Linked DNA regions of Homo sapiens: region 1 is linked to region 2. Evidence: chromatin contacts called from ENCODE Hi-C data. All regions are on one chromosome and are shown on one strand. Each heading gives the region's core, a stretch centred on a gene start or an enhancer-like site at or near the end of the contact. The rest is flanking DNA. Distances are from core to core; before and after follow the strand shown. Region 1 overlaps ARNT2-DT (ARNT2 divergent transcript). Region 2 holds the start of ZFAND6 (zinc finger AN1-type containing 6).

Region 1 (6,252 bases), core at 2,359-4,858, 320 kb after region 2:
CCGCGCCCGGCCCAATATCACTTTCTTAATCTGCCTTATTTAAAGGATATAAGGTTCCTTTATATGTCAATTAAAACAAACCTGTTGGTCATCTTCTATTTATCCATATCCTTTATAACTTTCATCTAGGAAATATGTCTGATTCTGAAATATAAGTCTATTGAAAATCTCAAAATTATACTTATGTCACTGTTCATGGATTTATCTGTACTGGGTGTTAATTTATCCATGCAGTACTTTATATTAAAATCATATATGTATGTATTATATAAATAATATATAATATTTTGAATATTTTTAAACTTTATATAAATGGTGTAATTTTTTATATATTTCTGCAATTTCTTTTTTAAAAAACAAACATCCCACCAGAACCCATATTTAATAACATGCAAATAAAATAAGAATATTTTCAGAATGATTTAAAGCAAGCAGGAAAGGATCTGACATACTTAAATTGAAAGGATAAACATTTAAAAAATGCAAATAATTTTATCAAGCAGAAATGGTTCCTTTTCAAAGAAAAATAGGCAGGGATATTAAAATATTAAACTGATATAGTTTCCAAAATAATCCAATAAAACAAAAATTCCCCTATGCATGCTTAAGCATAGAACATTCTTTGAAAGCTACACAGCAAAAATTCATGAGAATAATATTTTATTCATAGTTTTCCTTTTCAACTATTCTTTGAATAGCTCTTGTACACATACAACAGAACTACAAGCTCATAAATAATGAGTTTCAGTTTTTATGTATAGATTGTAATTATTGAAGCAATTATGAGAGGAAATCTGAGGCCACAATATTAACACCAAATGAGAAACATAGTGGATTGTTCCCCACATTGATATCAGAGAGAGCAATTGAGTTGTGTCTTTATCCAACATAAAAATTACTTGATGCTGAGCAATTATAATGAACAATTTTAGTTTGGAACCTAATTTCTACTGGTATTAAAGATTCAGATATCGTAACAGAAAGAAAATAGTCATCACTAATAGTGTAAGCTGTTTTTTTTGTTTCCCTTTTAGGAACTTTCCACTATTTTTCCCTCAACTTTCTCATGTTCTGACAAAAGATACTTAAATTTGCAATATTTTAAACTTATTTTCAGCATGCACAATCCTGATTTTAGAAGTTTATCCATTTAATGATAATGTGTACAATACTCAATCATTTTTCTATCCTCATCATGCTCCCAAAGGTTATCCAATTAAAAAAAATTCCCCACTATAATAACTGAGAAATTTACATTAGGAAAATAAGCAGTGAGAAAAAAAATTACATATCTGAGAATAAAGATCACAAGATATAAAAGTTTCTCTGAAATTAAAAAAAATATATTTAGGCCACAGATTTAAGGAACCATATGGGAATGACTTGCAATTCATTTTATGTAAACAGAGAAGACAACATTTATTGGCACAATTTAATATGTAGATTAGTTTCTGCATAAATAGTTTAGAGTTGCGTGATTGGTATATCAAAGAGAGATAAATATAATTTTAGTAGATGCCTTGAAGTTTGGAAAGGTCTTCTGTAAGTGGCATATTTGCTTATTTGCTGTTTAATAGCAAATTCAAGGTCTGATGATGTGACATGTGATAACAGCCTTTAGATGCCTCATCCCAGGCAGCCTCCTGTACCCCTCTGGTCTGCCTTCCCCACTGGTCTGTGCTATCAGCTGCATTATTCAGTTGCCCATTAAGTGGGAATCAAATCTGTGTCATTAAGGAGCCCCAGGTCACAATAAGCCTTCATTACTTTGCTTATAGCAGTGTGGCTTTATTTTGAATTGGACCACTGATTAATACTGTCCAGCTCCTGTTATACTGATGAGATCATTATTTAACCTTACACCTTCTGAGGCTATCAGTTACACATCAGAGAAGCCTTGCCTTGCATTCCCCTTGCCAGAAAAATATTTTCTTTGGGAGTTCCAGAAGCCAACTTTGTCCCAGTTCTTACAACAAAATTTCCTCCTCTCTGCCCCACCTGCAAGGCTGGCCTCACGTAAACAGCCAGCCTTGGTCTCGGCCACCAGGGCCTTTGCAGCAAAGACGTGCCCGGGGGAGAAAAATTCAATTTGTACTTTTCACTCAACTTTATATTTGTGACATGCATCCACAGGCATAATTTATTTACTGTCACTGCTATTTATTTATTTATTTTTAATTTTAATTTTTATTTTTGAGACGGAGTCTCGCTCTGTCGCCCAGGCTGGAGTGCAGTGGCCCAATCTCGGCTCACTGCACGCTCCACCTCCTGGGTTCATGCCTTTCTCCTGCCTCAGCCTCCTGAGTAGCTGGTACTACAGGTGCCCGCCACCACGCCCGGCTAATTTTTTGTATTTTTAGTAGAGACGGAGTTTCACCGTGTTAGCCAGGATGGTCTCATCTCCTGACCTCGCAATCCACCTGCCTCGGCCGCCCAAAGTGCTGGGATTACAGGCGTGAGCCACCGCGCCCGGCCCTAAATATTTATTTTTAATAGTTATGTAACAATTTAATTATCCATTTGCCTATTCACAAACAAATATTGGTGAGTTTTCAGTATTACAATGTTGCCAGGAACACTTGTGTACTTGTCTTCTGGTGCACTTGTGTAAAGACTTCTCCAGGGCATATGTCTATGGGCTGAATTGCTGGTCGCAAGTTATGCACACCTACGGCTTTACTGGATATGGCTGGATTGCTCTCAAAATTATTCCCTTCAGGGACTCAAAGTGGCTACAACAGGTCCAGAAGTCATATTCAAACACTGCAACAGCCAAAAGAAAAGAGACAGTTTCTTCTGGTTCTTCTTAAGAATGAGAGAACCTTTCTCAAATAGCTTCCAACAGACTTTGCTTCAAGACTGTTTGCTGGGATGAAGTCTTACACTCATTCTTAAAGCAGGCATTGGCAAATCAAACCCCATAGACCACCAAGTTTTCTCAACATCGGCACTCTTAACGTTTTGGGGCAGGTAAGTCTTTGTTGAAGTGCTTTCCTGTGCATTGTAGGATGTTAAACATCATCCCTGGCTTCTACCCATGAGATGCCAGTAGCACCTCCCCAGATATGACAACTAAAAACGTTGCTAGATATTGCCAATGTCACCTTAGTAGGGGAGGGGAATAGCCTCTCATGAAGAACCACTGGCTTAGTCTGATTATTTGGTAAGGAATAGATGGTGGGAATTCAACCACTGTGACCACTACAGACCCTGTGCTGGGTCAGTGCAGGATGCAAATGAACCTTCCGGAACCCTGTGTTAAAATGCCTCCACATTGAACACCACTGCTTCTGCTAAATACTTCTTCCTAGGAAGTGTTAGATCCGTAGCTGTTTCTGCTTTTAGCCTGGCAGAGGATTAATTCCAGAATCTAGTGAGTGGCAGAAGGTACTCACAGCAATGAAACCACTTCAATTGTGCAGCTGTAGGACAGCAAGCTACTCAAGTCATCACAATATAGGCCTTGATTTCATTTTCAGGTCAAAATGTGATTGAAAATCAGGTCCTTATTTCCCTTTAGGTCCTGGACTCTTTTACATTCTTTTCTTCCAAGTTTCTTTAGAGAGCCTTGAAAATATTGCTGAATGTCAAAACAAGATGTTCCCAGTTCCCCGCCCCCCCGCCACCCTCCTAATTTATATATAGCATGGGCTAATTTTCAGTCTTCTGTTTCAGTGACAGTGACATCCTGTTCCTAACAGGTGGCAGAGTTACAGTCAGCTTCTTTGCAGTTATGGAACCATTATTTTAGGGCATATCCAGCCCTCCTAATTTATTTTATTAAATGAGGAGAAGACTCATCCCAGGGGGCTGTCATAGCAGGTAGGTGAACTTTGGCTACCTTGGCTTCTTGTGTCCCCTGGGCTTGCATATACTTGTAAACTCTGGGGAAGACTATTTGCTCCAGATGACACTGAATGGGGAACCCTCACATAGATCATTCCAGCTCTTCTCTCTGAGTGCCCTCCCTGATCATACTGAGGATTCCAAACACTCATATTCAGCACAAGCTGCAGTAGATACTTTTTTAAGAGGCAAAGGACCCACTCTTACATGCACACACAATCCTCCCCTTTTTTCTCCCACTCCTCACACTAGCCCAAGTCAAGATGTTTCTGAGCTCCTGCTGTATTCCCAGCCCTGTGCTCTGGGAGTAAGATTTGGTCTCGGCTCTCAAGGAACTCATGGAGCGGAGGGAGAGACCCCTGATGACAGTGCAAGGCAAGATTCATCAAATACGAAAAGCAGGTGCTATGGGCATCTTGAGGAAGGAGAGCTCCATGCCTGGGGTTCCCGGAACCAATGCTGGGAGTGGTTGAAAGAGAAACGGATTTGGGACTGATGGGTTTAACTCACAGCACTCCCTCCTCCAGCTTTGTGAATATATTAGTCCGTTCTCATACTGCTATAAAGATACTACCTGAGACTGGGTAATTTATAAACAAAAGAGGTGTAATTGGCTCACAGTTCTGCATGGCTAGAGGGCCTCAGGAAACTTACAATCATGGCAGAAGGTGAAGCAAGGCACCTTATTCACAAGGCGACAGGAGAAGGACAGCGCAGGAGAAACTGCCACTTTTAAACCATTAGATCTCACAAGAACTCCCTCACTATCACGAGAACAGTATGGGGGAAAACTGCCCCCATGATCCAATCATCTCCCATCAGGTCCCTCCCAAGACACCTGGGGATTACAATTTGAGATGAGACTGTGGTGGGGACACAGAGCCAAACCGTATAAGTGATCCTGAATGGAGTAGTTGGTGGTCATTTGACATTTTGATCCTTCTTTTTCTCATGTGCAAAGTGGGAACAGTAACACTTATTCATAAGGCTGATGTGTGGATGAAATGAAGTAATGGTTGTTAAAGTTCCCATTATGGTACTAGCTCAATAAAGTGATGTTCTGTTTAAAATATGAAGATGAGGAGTTCCCTACCCCTGGGAAAATTCACGAAGTAGTTTGGCAGTGTGAGTAATGCCCATAATAATTACTAACACTTCTTCAACACTTAATCATGTGCCAGGCACTATACTTACTGGTTCATTCATGCATTCTATAAATATTTACTAAGGACCTACTGCACGTTAGAGACACATCTAGGAGTTGAAGACAGAGCAGAGAACAAGACACTCAAAGCCCCTGTCCTTACCGCCCTTACAGTCTGGTGCTAGAGACAATTTACAAATTGCTGTTTCAGGAGTAATAAGCAAGTATGAGAAAACTAAAGCAGTGTAACATGGCAGAGGGGGTCCAGTGGTACTATTTTAAGGTGAGGTATCCAGGGGGTGAGAGATGTACCAGAAGTGAGATGGGTGAAGTACGCAGATATCAGGAGAATGATATCCAGCTCAGGGAGCACAAGGTTGTGGAGACAGCAAGGTGTCCCCTGAGCTGGAGGCAGTCAGGCCAGCGTGGCTAAGGCAGAAAAAGCAATGGTGAGAGAAGAGGGAGATGAGGCTGGAGAGGCAGCCAGGGGCCAGATAGGTGGGATGTTTTGGCCTTGGTAAGGACAGTGGATTCTACTGTAAATGTGGGAGACCATTAGAAGATTGGAAGTAGAGGCTCATGGGCTGGCTAGTAATTTCAAAGTGTCCCTCTGGCAGCAGTAAAGGGATTAAGGGTGGGCGCAGGGAGAGTGGAAATGTCCAGTGCACAATCCAGGTGACCGGCTACTGGCTTGGACTAGGGTTGTGATAGGAGAGGCGAGAAGAGGTCCAGTCTCCTGTGGGATTGGATGTGGGGTGTGAGCAAAAGAGAGGAGGCAAAGGTTTTGGCCAGAGTAGCTGGGTGAACAACAGTGCCACTAACCAGTAAGAGGAACCATCAGGGAAGAGCAGGTTTGGGAAGTGGAGAATCAAGGTTTCCATACTGCCACAATAAACTTAAGATTCTGTTAGACATAAAGATGTTGTGTAGGTGGTTGGAGATATGAAATGAGTTCAGTTAATATGTGGTCACATATAAACTACTTAGTCCTCTTAAACTAAGGTACGTACTCCTATTATGCTCATTTTATAGATGAGGAAACTGAGGCACAGCTTAAGAAAATTGAAACCCTTTGGTCCTTTCAGGACAAGGAGACATGGTTCATGAATGGAGCAGGTGGAAGAAGATGAAGGTTGTCCCCATCAAGTTACTGGAGACACCAGTTGGAGCAAAGCAGTGACTATTTTAGATGCTGACTCCAAAAAAGTAAGGGCACAGATAGGACTCATATGTTGGAGGTGAGGCCTGAAGGGAGGTGTTAG
Region 2 (5,506 bases), core at 2,613-5,112:
ATATTTGCAAGTTACATATCTGAAAAGGGACTTGTATCTAGAACATGTAAGAACTCTTATGACCAACAATAAAAAGACAAACAACCCAATTAAAAAATGGGCAAAGATCTGAATAGACATTACTTCAAAGAAGATACCCAAATGGCCAATAAACACATGAAAAGATGCTCAACATCATTAGCCATTAGGGCAATGCAAAGCAAAACCACAGTGATACACCACTTCATACTCACTAGGGTAGTTATAATCAAGAAGACTGATTATAACAAATGTTGGCAAAGATGTGGAGAAACTGAAACTCTCACTCATTGCTGGTGGTTATGTAAAATGGTGTAGTCTCTATGGAAAACAGTCTGGCAGTTCCTCAAATGGCTAAACAGAGTTACCATATGACGCAGTGTCTACCTACTCCTAGGTAGATACCCAAGACAAATAAAAACAGGCTGGGCGTGGTACACCTGTAATCTCAGCACTTTGAGAGGCCAAGCTGGGAGGACTGCTTAAGCCCAGGAGTTTGAGACCAGCCTGGGCAACATAGTGAAACCCCATCTCTACAAAAAATAAAAAAAATTAGCTGGGCATGGTGGTGCATACCCGTAGTCCCAGCTACTTGGGAGGCTGAGGTGGGAGGATGGTTTGAGTCCAGTAGTTGAGGTGTCAGTGAGCTATGTTCATGCTACCACACCCTCACCAGGGTGACAGAGTGAGACCTCATCTGTTAAAAAAAAAAGTCCCTATAAGAACTTGGATAAAAATGTGAACAGGAGCACTATTCACATAATGGGCAAAAAGTGGACAACAACCCAAATGTCTATAAATTAATGAATAAATGTGTTATATTAAATATTAATACAGTGAAATATTCAGCAATAAAAGGAAATAAAGTGCTGATACATACTACAACACGATGAACTTTGAAAACCTTATGCTAAGTGAAAGTAGCCAGTCTCAAAAGACCACATATTATATGACTACATATTTATGAAATGTCCAAAACAGGCAAAACTAGCCAGGCATGGTAGTTTGCACCCATAGACCCAGCTACTCAGGAGGCTGAGGCCAAAGGATCACTTGCAAAACTTAAGGGACACACAGTAGCTTAATGGTTGCCTAGGGGTGGAGGTGGGCCATGGATTGGGGGAAAGGGGAATGTGACTGCTAATAGGTACAAGGTTGTTTTTTTGTTTTTTGTTTTTTTTTGAGATGGAGTCTTGCTCTGTCACCCAGGCTGGAGTGCAGTGGCGTGATCTCGGCTCATTGCCACCTCCGCCTGCCGGGTTCAAGTGATTCTCCTGCCTCAGCCTCCCAAGCAGCCGGGACTACAGGTGTGCACCACCAAGGCTGGCTAATTTTTGTATTTTTAGTAGAGACAGGGTTTCACTGTGTTGACCAGTCTGTTCTCTAACACCTGACCTCAAGTGATCCACCTGCCTCGGCCTCCCAAAACCCTGGTATTTACAGGCATGAGCCACTGCACCCTGCCAAGGTTTCTTTATAGGGTGACAAAATGTTCTGAAACTGATTTGTGGTGATAACTGCACCACTGTGAATATACTAAAAACCACTGAATTGTATAATTTCTTTCATTTTTCTTTTTGTTTTTTCTTTAATAGGAGACAGAGTCTTGCTATGTTGCCCAGGCTGGAGTGCAATGGCCATGATCCCATTACTAATCAGCACAGGAGTTTTGACCTGCTCTGTTTTGGACCTGGGCAGAGTCCTCTTTCTTAGGCAACTTGATGGTGCCCCCCACCCTCTGTGGACACCAGTGGGTACAGTGCACTACTGCCCAGAACTCCTGGACTCGAGCAATTCTCCCAGCTCACCCTCCTGAGTAGCTGGGACCACCGGCATGTGTCACCGCGCCCAGCAAATTGTATTCTTTAAAAATGGGTAAGTTGTAATGATATGTGTGTTAAATCTCAATAAAGCTTGAGTTTCTAGCTTTAATAACTGGAAACATGGTGTCACCATTAGCCAAAATTGGGACTACAGGAGGAAGAATGTGTTTGGGGGAAAATAAGCCTTGGACATATTGAATGGCTGTGATAAGCACACAGTGAATGTCCTGCTCTGGAACACAGGAAAGAAGATGGGGCTGGAAATAATAATGCATACACAATCATTTATTGAGCATCTGTTACATACCAGGTGCTGTGAATATGTTGTTTATGTACACTGACCGGTAGGTTGCGTATGTATACTGTTTATTGTTTCTGCTCCCTCTCTTCCCCTGTGTAAGTCAATGAGAGAAGGGCCTTCATCTTTCTTAATGCTGTCTCCAGCACCTACAGCACAGGCTGGCAGAGAGTCGGCATATAGCATTTACTGGGTGAATAGAAATGCAGTATCTTTTAACCCTCATAACAATCCTTTGTGGTAGGTTTTCGTTCCCATTTCACACAATTTTCTTAAGAGCACAAAGCTAGTAAGTGACAGTGGTCTGTCTGCATTCCACGTCACAATGCAATACTATAATCTCTCAATCTCCCAGAACGAATCTGGAACAAAGGAAAGCAGTAAAGGTCATGTAAACCCAATTTCTGCAAATTCATAATAACTGCATATGAAAATCCAACTGGGTTAGGTGCTGGAGTTAATACAACGATAAACTGGACAAGAATCGGAAGAAAAATACATTTAAGACAAAATCCGTAAGACTTGACGCATAACCTTGCTAGTTCAAGAAGCTCTTTCACACATATTATGTTATTTAACCCCCACAAATAGCCTAACAAGTAGGTTTTATTACCATTCCAATCAGGCTTTTGTCCTCCACTTAAACTGTACTCCCCAAGGTGACTTCTGTGTTGCTAAATGCTCAACAGGTACTCACTTCAGGCACAACATTTAAGGGAGCACCAAAAAACTAAGTGATCAAGATGAATAACATTTTTATTTTTTAAAATTAAAATTAATGCAAAAAAAAAATCCATGAATAACAAAATACCAACATTTAAAATAAAGAGGATTCTCAGGACTGGGCTCGCCTACCTGGATGCCCTAACGGAACTCCTCATTCACAATAGGATTGAATGACCTCGAACTAAAGTGTCACGTACTTCCTGCTCGTGATGCTCGTGAGCCCGAACGAAGGCTGAAAAACTTCAGGGGGAGCCATTCTGCCTATCACCCCTAGTTCCAGCGCAGCAGCCCAGCGTGCACCACGCAGGTGGGAACTGACCCCGTGCTTTTGGAACAGGCTGGAACTGGGGGTGCTTGTGCCTGTGCATGTATGTATTGCACACGTGTGCATGCACGCTTCTCGTCTTGCTTCTATTTCCAAGTCCCAGTTCAGGACAGGGCAGAGAACTGCTTTCCAGTATGCGCCCTGAGCTCGGACTTTGCGCTTGCAGACTGAGGCGCCGGCCTGCATGGGAAGACAGAAGCTCAGAATTCCTTCCTGCACAAGTGGCAGGTGGAGTGCAACTCTTTTTGGTGCCTCAGTCCAAGACAGGGACACGCCATTCCCTGCGAGGTGGCAAAGGTACCTGAACCTACATAACCAAGCCCTTAAAGTCTCCGCGGCACCTCTTAATCGCCTTCCCGTAGCTATTGGAGGTAGAGAAACCGCGGCGGGAAGCGCCCCAGAGAGGGCAGTGGAGCAAGGGACACTGGAGGTGCAGAAGGCGGAGGAGCATCTCCTTTCGCTCCGCCCCGCCTCTTTTCCTGCCTCCGGCCAATTGCCGTGCGCTCCGAGCCTTGACCCCGCCTCTCCCCGCCTCCTCCGGCCTGCGGCCCCGCCCGCGCCGGTAATAATTAGCGGGCGGGCGGGGCCCGCGCGTCAGCCGCGGGAGCCGGCCAATCCAGTGGCTCTCCTCCGCGGTCGCGTCATAGGCCGAACAACCAAACAGAAAAGTTTAATAAACAGCGGACGGAGGGGCCGGCGGTGGCGGAGCCGGAGCAAGCAGGGGTTCGGCGGCATTACCTGTACCCATTCACCGGCGGCTACCGGCGGCGGCGCGCAGCGTGTCAGGCGGAGAGACCCGCCGCCAGGTGAGGAGCGCGGCCCGCGGGGCCCGGCTTGCCCGGCGCTGCCCCTCCCCCGCCTGCTCCCTTCCCCCACCCGGCTGCAGCTAGGCGAGGCCCGCCCCCGGCCCCTCCCGGCGCCCGAGAGCCGGAAGCGGAGGGCGGCCGGCCGGCGCAGCAGGTGGTGGGCCCGCGGGGGCCGCGGGCGAGAGGGCGAGGACTCCCGGCTCCGGGGGTGGGGGCCGGAGATCGGCGGGTTCACCTCAGACGGCGCGCGGGCGCCCGCGGCCGGGGGCCGCTTCCTGTCAGGGTGGTCGCGCTGGGGTCGGGAGCCTCAGTTCTTCAGGGCCGCGGAGGCCGCGACGCGCGCCGCCCCGAGCGGGTTGCGAGCGGTTGGCTGGCGGGGGTCGGAAGGGCCCCGGGCACACTGGGGCGCGTCAGTTCCCCGCCTCCTCCGAGTCTCAGGTCCTCTTCGGGATGTTTTTCCACCTGCGGCGTTTTTCAGAAACCAGCCGGAGGCAGCCCGGTGTCTCCAACTCCTGACTGGCACCGGGAAGGGAATTGGTCTCTTTTTTTCCTGCTTGGGTTTAGCTTGCTTAGGATTCTAAATTTTTTGTCTGCTTTTTTGAAATAGTTATATTTAAGTTTTAGCTACCTAAAAAAGTATGAAAGAATATTGTGTTTGAAATCTTTTTAACTTGGTTTTTAAGTCACGTGCTAACTATCCTACACAGTTGGGACGCTATGATTTACCTTCACATCTCGGAAGTTGTAACCAGTTGTGAGGAAGTTAGGACCTTGGGGTTACCTAAAGATAATTTATATTAAGTTGTTGGGCCATAAAAACTGGGCAGAATTGGCCACGCGCGGTGACTCAACGCCTGTAATCCCAGCACTTTGGGAGGCCGACGCGGACTAATCACGAGGTCAGGAGATCGAGACCATCCTGGCCAACATGGTGAAACCCTGTCTTTACTAAAAATACAAAAATTAGCTGGGTGTGGTGGCGGGCGCCGGTAGTCCCAGCTACTGGGAGGCTGAGGCAGGAGCATCGCTTGAACCCGGGAGGCGGAGGTTGCAGTGAACCAAGATCGCGCTACTGCACTCCAGCCTGGCGACAGAGGGAGACTCCGTCTCAAAAAAAAGCCGGGCAGAATTAATGATTTTGAAGCTCCGAGAAACAGGATTAAATTCCTCTTTCAAACCGAAATCGGAATTTGATTTTTTAAAAGTGTAAAATACCATAAACTTTTAAGGTTAGTTGTTCGGTAACCATGTCACCAATTTTAAGGCACTTTCTGAGTTGTGTATAGTTTCTCCAGAGCCCTAGGGGAAATGTTTTGCAAAATATGCACGTTTAGCTTTCCAAAACAAGTTGTCTTTTTTATTTTTACTTTTTTACGTTTTAAAATGTGTTTAAAGGGAGACATCACAAATGTGCAGGAGAAAATACAGGGGTCGGTGGATTTATTATCTTGTAGTGATAACTTTTTGGGTGTATGCATATGTCAGAACTTACACGTTTTACACTTCAAAT

The links. A loop is a pair of places that touch in the nucleus more often than their neighbours do. Pooled maps may share reads with other maps.
Region 1: a pooled map of psoas muscle shows a loop between it and region 2 (2.3-fold over the local background). The contact joins the enhancer-like site here to the promoter of ZFAND6 in region 2. A Hi-C loop is called at or near these places in 2 of 50 pooled maps.

Annotation. Positions count from the first base shown.
Region 1 is chr15:80,372,768-80,379,019 of GRCh38, forward strand. All of the region lies in intron 3 of ARNT2-DT (ARNT2 divergent transcript), which reads right to left. Among named protein-coding and RNA genes, the nearest start is that of ARNT2-DT, 28 kb to the right of the region's middle. Within about 2 kb of position 3,609, at least 2 of the 41 ENCODE cell types and tissues checked have a DNase peak (open chromatin) inside an H3K27ac peak, as active enhancers do.
Region 2 is chr15:80,055,814-80,061,319 of GRCh38, forward strand. It overlaps ZFAND6 (zinc finger AN1-type containing 6), which reads left to right and starts at 3,863. Exons shown (of 7, transcript NM_019006.4): 1 at 3,863-3,996. RefSeq lists silencers at 3,541-3,869, 3,566-4,435.